Linked DNA regions of Homo sapiens: region 1 is linked to region 2. A link is a contact called in ENCODE Hi-C or POLR2A ChIA-PET data. All regions are on one chromosome and are shown on one strand. Each heading gives the region's core, a stretch centred on a gene start or an enhancer-like site at or near the end of the contact. The rest is flanking DNA. Distances are from core to core; before and after follow the strand shown. Region 1 overlaps SLC4A1AP (solute carrier family 4 member 1 adaptor protein). Region 2 holds the start of CAD (carbamoyl-phosphate synthetase 2, aspartate transcarbamylase, and dihydroorotase).

What was found. Hi-C counts contacts between places; a loop is a spot of excess contacts on that map. ChIA-PET counts read pairs that join two places held with the same protein, here RNA polymerase II (POLR2A). Pooled maps may share reads with other maps.
Region 1: a map with no recorded cell type shows a loop between it and region 2 (6-fold over the local background). The contact joins the enhancer-like site here to the promoter of CAD in region 2. A Hi-C loop is called at or near these places in 1 of 37 single-sample maps with no recorded cell type and 5 of 50 pooled maps. POLR2A ChIA-PET finds 5 or more read pairs at or near these places in 1 of 52 experiments (AG04450).

What each region holds. Positions count from the first base shown.
Region 1 is chr2:27,681,460-27,684,925 of GRCh38, reverse strand. It overlaps SLC4A1AP (solute carrier family 4 member 1 adaptor protein), which reads right to left. Exons shown (of 14, transcript NM_018158.3): 9 at 2,567-2,678. Among named protein-coding and RNA genes, the nearest start is that of SLC4A1AP, 19 kb to the right of the region's middle. RefSeq lists an enhancer at 2,062-3,261. Within about 2 kb of position 1,250, at least 9 of the 41 ENCODE cell types and tissues checked have a DNase peak (open chromatin) inside an H3K27ac peak, as active enhancers do.
Region 2 is chr2:27,215,866-27,219,754 of GRCh38, reverse strand. CAD (carbamoyl-phosphate synthetase 2, aspartate transcarbamylase, and dihydroorotase) reads right to left here and starts at 2,386. Exons shown (of 44, transcript NM_004341.5): 1 at 2,122-2,386; 2 at 1,739-1,878. The coding sequence starts at 2,203. It overlaps ATRAID (all-trans retinoic acid induced differentiation factor), which reads right to left. Exons shown (of 7, transcript NM_001170795.4): 6 at 3,135-3,232; 7 at 2,598-2,911. The coding sequence ends at 2,807. RefSeq lists a silencer at 2,285-2,514.

The sequences.
Region 1 (3,466 bases), core at 1-2,500, 470 kb before region 2:
ATGAACTCCACAGAAGTCTGCTGGAGGTGGGACTTTGACATGAAATTTTACCCCTCTATAGACCCTAAACAAGTGTCTTTATTAGTTCCTAGAGTCAAAGATTACTAAATACAAAACACTTGAAAATAGCTTGTAAGGAACTAAAATAGTTATTTCAGATGAGTGCCAGCTACAGGAATTCTGGACTGTTATAACTCATGATATTAAAGGATTTCAATTGATTACAAAATCTTCTAAGGAATAAATCAGACAATCAGAAATAAGTCATTTGTGCTGCTTTTTCATTTTAGACTTAGCGTAATTTCAAGGAAACAAGGCATGTAAATCCATCAAACAGATCCTGAAGAAAAGGAGGAAGACATTTCTCAAAGAATAAAGCTAAATATTCTAATCAAAGCCATTCAATAAAAGTATTTATTAGAAAAGGTTGATCACAGTTATGGAATAGAGGGAAGGAACCAAAGCATATCTTGGTTATATCTTTTTTTTTTTTTTTTTGAGACAGAGTCTTGCTCTGTGGCCCAAGCTGGAGTGCAGTGGTGCGATCTCAGCTCACTGAAACCTCTGCCTCCCCGGTTCAAGCGATTCTCCTGCCTCAGCCTCCTGAGTAGCTGGGGTTATAGGTGCGCAGGCCACCGTGCTCAGCTAATTTTTGTATTTTTAGTAGAGACGGGGTTTCACCATGTTGCCCAGGCTGGTCTCGACTAGTGAGCTCAAGCAATCCACCCACCTCGGCCTCCCAAAGTGCTGGGATAACAGGTATGAGCCACCGCGCCCGGCCTATATTATCTTTTAAATATAGGACTTAGTTCTAAAATTCTCTAAGGAGGGCTGTTTAGTAAAAAGTTTTCTATTTAAAACCTAAGTCCCCACCGCAACAGATTGAAAAGCCTACTTGTTAGGTAAACCATTACTCATTCAGAATACATAGTGAGGCCGAGGCAGGTGAATCATGAGGTCAGGAGTTCGAGACCAGTCTGGCCATGGTGAAAAACTGTCTCTACTAAAAAAAAATACAAAAAATTAGTTGGGCGTGGTGGTGGGTGCCTGTAATCCCAGCTACTCGGGAAGCTGAGGCAGGAGAATCGCTTGAACCCGGGAGGAGGAGGTTGCAGTGAGCCGAGATGGCCACTGCACTGCAGCCTGGGTGACAGTGTGAGACTGTCTCTCAATGAAACAAACAAAAAGAATACATAGCTAGGACTTCAGATTTCTGCCACCAGAGGGCAGTATACCCTAATTCAGGGTGTTTTGGACGAATTGTGCCCCCTGCTGCCCAAATTCATGTTTGAAGTCCCAAGCCCCAGTACCTCAGAATATGACTGTAAATTAAATTAAACTGAATTAAAATGACACTATTAGGGTGGGGCCCTAACTCAGTATGACTCATGTCCTTAGAAGAAGAAGAAGAGACACCAGGAGTGCAAGTGCACAGAGGGATGGCCATCTGAAGAGCCAGCAAGAGGGCAGCCATTGGTAAGCAGAGAGGCCTTAGAGGAAACCAACCCTGCTGGCAACTGTGAACAAATAAATTTCTGTTGTTTAAGCTGCCCAATCCCTAGTATTTTGTTATGGTGGCCCTAGCAAACTAATACTCAAGGTTCAGCTCTTAGGGGTAATGAAAACCTTTTAAAAGCTGAATCTATGAATAGGAATATAGATAAAGCAAAAACATACAGACAGACATATATTGTAGGGTAGCAGGGAAATCATAAAGCTCAAGAGACAGACCTGGATCTGATTACCAGCTTAGTTACATAACGCTGGTGTGATCTGGTATTTAACTTCTCTGACTCTATTTCCTCATTTGTAAGAGGCAATAATTCCCACACAGCAAAAGGTGTTGGAAGGATTAAATGAAGAAAAATCATATGGCAGAGGCAAGTGCACACACTATGTTCTTAAATGTTGGTGAGTCTGAACACTACATCTATCCACCTGGGGAAAAGCATTTAATGCAGGAGACCCATTCTTAAATGCAACATTCATGAGAAATTAATAAACTATGATTCTAATTTACAAACCATTTACTTGCAAATTGATTGGCATAAATTAATTCATCAATTCTTGATAACCCTAAGCTGAGAAAAAGAATCCACAAACTGGCCAGGCACAATGGCTCATGCCTATAAACCCAGCATTTTGGGAGGCCAAGGCAGGTGGATCACGAGGTCAAGAGATGGAGACCATCCTGGCCAACATGGTGAAGTCCCATCCTACTAAAAATACAAAAATTAGCTGGGCATGGTGGAGCACGCCTGTAGTCCCAGCTACTCGAGAGGCTGAGGCAGGAGAATTGCTTGAACCCGGGAGGCGGAAGTTGCAGTCAGCCGAGATCACGCCACTGCACTCCAGCCTGGTGACAGAGTGAGACTCTGTCTCCAAAAAAAAAAAAAAAAAAGAATCCAAGAACCAAGTTCTGGGAAAGATGTGATCATACCAAGCCCACAGCCCTTTCTCACATTACTATGGAATGAGTCATTTGTAGTTTCAAAAAAGAAAAGAGAAAAATTAGCTCAGGGATAACTCAAGGGCTAAAAGTTTAACACCCTGACTCACAACTTACCCCTACTGTTCCAGTTTTTAATTTGAATTTGCTTCCTCCTTTCATGGCACCAAATAGAGGCAATGTAAGCTTTTTAGCTTTGTTTTCTGCACCTGTAGTCTGAGTTTCAGTCCTAGGAAGAAAGAATAATTATACACATCTATTCCAGGGAGTCCCAAGGTTTTATCTAAAAATACCATGATACTGACAAAGAAACCTCTGGCAAAATAAAAATTACCACAAAATGAATATCTAAGCATATAACAATAAGAAAGAGGTATTCAGACCAACAGATTTTGAATGGACAAGAACAATGCTGACTGTCACAGACACAGAGCTATGATGAGGCTGCTCCCTTAGTCAAGTAATTTGCCACATGCTACATGACTTCACACCCATGAAATGACTACAGTACAAAGGTCACTGGCAAAGGAGAACATATAAGCAGCAGGAGATTGATCCATGGTGTAAAGCCCTACTTCCCACCAACCTCTGAAGAGTGTCTTACTTATCTGGAGCTCCCACTTAAGCGCAATAGCTCTGAGCACTTAAAAAAAAAAGTGTGCATGGGGATGGGGGTACAGTATGCAGGATACCCAGTGTAGTAATGACAAAGATATAGTGAGAGACTGCAACTGCTGAGCCTGTCAACATTCTCAACGGCTGGAGATAGTTAGAAAAGCTAAGCCCATTAGGACAAAGCTGAGGAAGGGTATAAAGAAGAGATAGTAGAAATTAGAAAGGCAGGGGGAGAACAGAGCAAAAACAAAAGGGATAGCAATTCAGTTGACAAGATACTCAGAGCAGGCAGAGGTGACAATGAGAATATGGCATGAGGAGACAGAGGAAACCCCAGAATAAGCATACTAGACTGAAAAGAAAGCCCTCTGTTTTCTTCATATTGACCATGGGACAGCCCTG
Region 2 (3,889 bases), core at 1,137-3,636:
AGCTGGGAATGGTAGCCCATGCCTGTAATCCCAGCTACTCGGGAGGCTGAGGTGGGAGAATAGCTTGAACCCGGGAGGCGGAGGTTGCAGTGAGCCAAGGTTGCCCATTGCACTCCAACCTGAGCAACAAGAAAGAAACTCTACCTCAAAGCAAAATAAAAATAAAAAAAAATTAAATAAAAAAAGATAACATACAAGCCTGGGCAATGTGACAATACCCGGTCTCTACAAAAAATACAAAAAAAGTAGCCAGGCATGGCGGCAGGTGCCTGTAGTCCCAGCTACTTGGGGGGTTGAGGTGGGAGGACTACTTGAGCTCAGGTGGCAGAGGCTGCAAGTGAGCCATGATTATGCCACTGCACTCCAGCCTGGGTGACAAAGTGAGACCTTGTCCCCAAAAAAAAAACAAAAACCATAAACTTGTTACTCAATAGATAAGCGTTTAATAGCTACATAGAAACAGAAAGTTTATGTGGGAGGGATCAGCATATTTAAACTGCATTCAGCTGGGTGATGAACAGTTTAAGGAACCTGCATTCTGAGACTGTCCAGGGATCTGAAGGATAGTTTGGCAGAACCCTCCCTGGCCAGGTGGAGTAATCCATTTATATGTGCGAGTGGCTCCAAGAGGCCTTTCCCACCCTGATCCTAATCAGGCCTCAATTTTGTAGTTTTATAAACTCAATTTAGTCAGTGTGTCTAGAGTTGACAAAGGTGATGACTGACAAAGGTTAACCAAATTCACAAGAATTCACTATCAACTAGAATGCAGTGTATTTGTAGGTTTGTGATGAACCTAGAAATTCTTTTCCAGGAAGAACAACATGTACGTCCTTTATCCGGAGCTCACTCTCCCCAGCGTCAGGGTGGCTGGGAAGGCAAATTAAGAATTAAAGGCTTACACCTGCAGTGAGGCCAAACAAATTTTGAGAGATACTACTCTAGGCCAGATTGACTTCCTCTATTACCTTAATTACTATATGTTGGGTTTTTTTTAATGCTTGAACTGTCAGAGGGCAACTTAGTTTCCAAATTTCAGAGGTGAAGGAATAGGGGAAACCTCACTGTAGGAAGAAACTCAGTTTTCTCACCTAGAGGTAAGAACACAACTGAAAAGCAGAGAATCAGACGAGGCCATGTCAGTAGGTCTAGAAGATAATGTCACTGGTTTTGTAGGTAAACTGGCACTCACTGTCACAGAGAAGTATGTGACCCTAGTTTCCAGTCTCTTTCCACTAATTTATGTAGTCCTAAAAAGCACTGCTCCCATCTGACTCTGCTGCTAAAAAAAAACCTTCAATGGATCCTTTACCAAACTAAGCTGACTCTGCTTTGGCTTCAGGTCCCTCCATGCCCACCGGATTTAACTTATCTGCAGGCTTTTTTCTCCTGACTTCTGCATGCCTAACAAGTTGGACAAGGCTGTTCCCTTACACCTCTTTTACTTTTCCTTGATCCATGCCTTCACTACATACAGAATGCTTTCAGCTATACCTGGAGCCTTGATGCCCTTAACAAAGGCGGTAGCTTTTTCCTGAGGCCTCCAACACTCTGTGCCTCCCAAGGCACTTAACAACCCCTAACTACAGTTACTAGTGATCTTAGTCCTTGACTTTACTACTTCAGTGGGTATGTTTTCTGCAGGATGCCCAGCAGGGTGTCAACGTCTCCTACTTCACTAATAGTTAACAATTACTGACTTGAAAAGGAATGTAGAGAAAGCACTGGGTGTGGCTACCTTGCAGAGACCGAACTCATCCATTTCATCTGGGGGGATGCCATAGTTGCCGATCAGAGGATAGGTGAGCACTAAGATCTGTGCCTTGTAGGAGGGATCAGTGAGGGCCTCGGGGTAGCCGACCATGCCGGTTTGAAACACTGCAAGAAAGAAGCAGGGCTGGGCTCCGGTAGGGCACCCTTCGGAACACTCCCCGCGCGATGAGCACGCCCCAGTGGAGGCTGCCTTGGTCGCGAGGGGTTTATGGCGCTGGGGCCCATGGGCACCGAATGGGGGAAGGGGGTACGCTGGCGGGAAAATGGCGGGGTCTGGACGGGGAAGGTTGGGAGGAGAGGCGCATCACAGAGTGGGATAAGGTCTGCAGCCTAACCGGGCTTGCTTACCCACTTCCCCGGCAGTCGACACGGCGGCCCCAAAGGGCTGGCCCCGCAGGACCGACCCGTCCTCCAACACTAGGGCCGCCATGGGAAGGGAGCTCAGAGGCGGGGGCGAGTACGGAGAAGCGGGAAGGACTGCAAACTCCACTGGAACCACGTGAGGACGGCGCGCCGGAGTCGGTCCACGTGGCTAACGGCGCGGGGCGCTGGAGAGAAGCCGGGCGCGGCAGCGTAGGAGCCTCGGGCGCGCTTGGCGGCAGCAGCAGAGACTGCGGCGGCGCGGACACAGGCGGCGTGAGGGGCGGGGCCGGGCACGTAAGGGGCGGGGTCCGCGGAGCCACGGGGAGTGGGCCCCCGTGGTCTCCGCACTGCAAAACCGGGGGAAACCTGAAAAAACCGGCTGCCCTAAAGCAGTCCCTCCCACCCCAAGCAAGAAACACGTAAAGGCAGGGCGCCTTTCCTTAAAAAGAAAGAGAGGAAAAAAAAAGAAAAAAGTGTTTATTATAGGCAACAACACCAATGGGAACTGGTATTTGTCTACACCAAGGGAGTGCAATTTTTCATCTTCCAATGGCGGCCTCAACCTTGAGGCGAATCCACTGGCGAAAGATGCCTTTCTAGGAAGCAGAGCTCCCTGACTGGGCTAAGATAGTTCAGATTGATCTTAGGTCAATGGTAAGACCTATGTAGTTCATGAAGTCTTGGCTTTTCGGCGCTGGGTCGCCCAAAGCAGAATGGAGACGGATAGAGTGGTGGCTCCCAGAATCCCGAAGAACATAAGCAGTGAGAACGAGCCCTGTGAACAACAGACCAAAAAACACCCCCATACAACGTTACACGGAGGGCCACATCCTAACACCTAGTTCTTTCCTAATATACCTATCACTTTGTCTAGGGCAATTCTATAGTTTTCCACCTATAGGAAATTTGTATCAGCTCCTGGTCTTGTGGCTCTCCTTTCTGAGAAGACTTGCTCTATGCATTCCTTGTATCCCTAGTTAGACGGCCTAATTCCTCACCTGGCGCATACACTTGTATCCATGGAAACCATCAGCACAAACACACTGCAAAAGACCTGGACCATCAGGTACACAAGATCCATTCTCAGGACACATTTCTGGAGGCCAGAGAGAAATAGAGAACATCACTTTATCCATTTCATTAGGCATATTTCTCAATTATCTGTTTCAACTTAGATTCTCTCAATCATTGCTAGGATAAAGGAAGAAGAAAGAAAATTACAGATAAAAACAGTAACAATAATGTCAGGCCTCTGAGCCCAAGCTAAGCTATCATATCCCCTGTGACCTGCACGTATACATCCAGATGGTCTGAAGCAACTGAAGATCCACAAAAGAAATGAAAATAGCCTTAACTGATGACATTCCACCATTGTGATTTGTTTCTGCCCCACCCTAACTGATCAATATACTTTGTAATCTCCCTTACCCTTAAGAAGTTTCCTTGTAATCTCTCCCACGCTTAAGAAGGTTCTTTGTAATTCTCCCCACCCTTGAGAATGTACTTTGTAAGATCCATCCCCTGCCCGCAAAACAGCACTCCTAACTCCACTGCCTACCCCAAAACCTGTAAGAACTAATGATAATCCCACCACCCTTTGCTGACTCTCTTTTTGGACTCAGCCCACCTGCACCCAGGTGAAATAAACAGCCTTGTTGCTCACACAAAGCCTGTTTGGTGGTCTCTTTACACGGACACACGTGAGACAAATAATAGAGTATATCTTAAGATCTTTTCTTTCAAAGGGGTTATA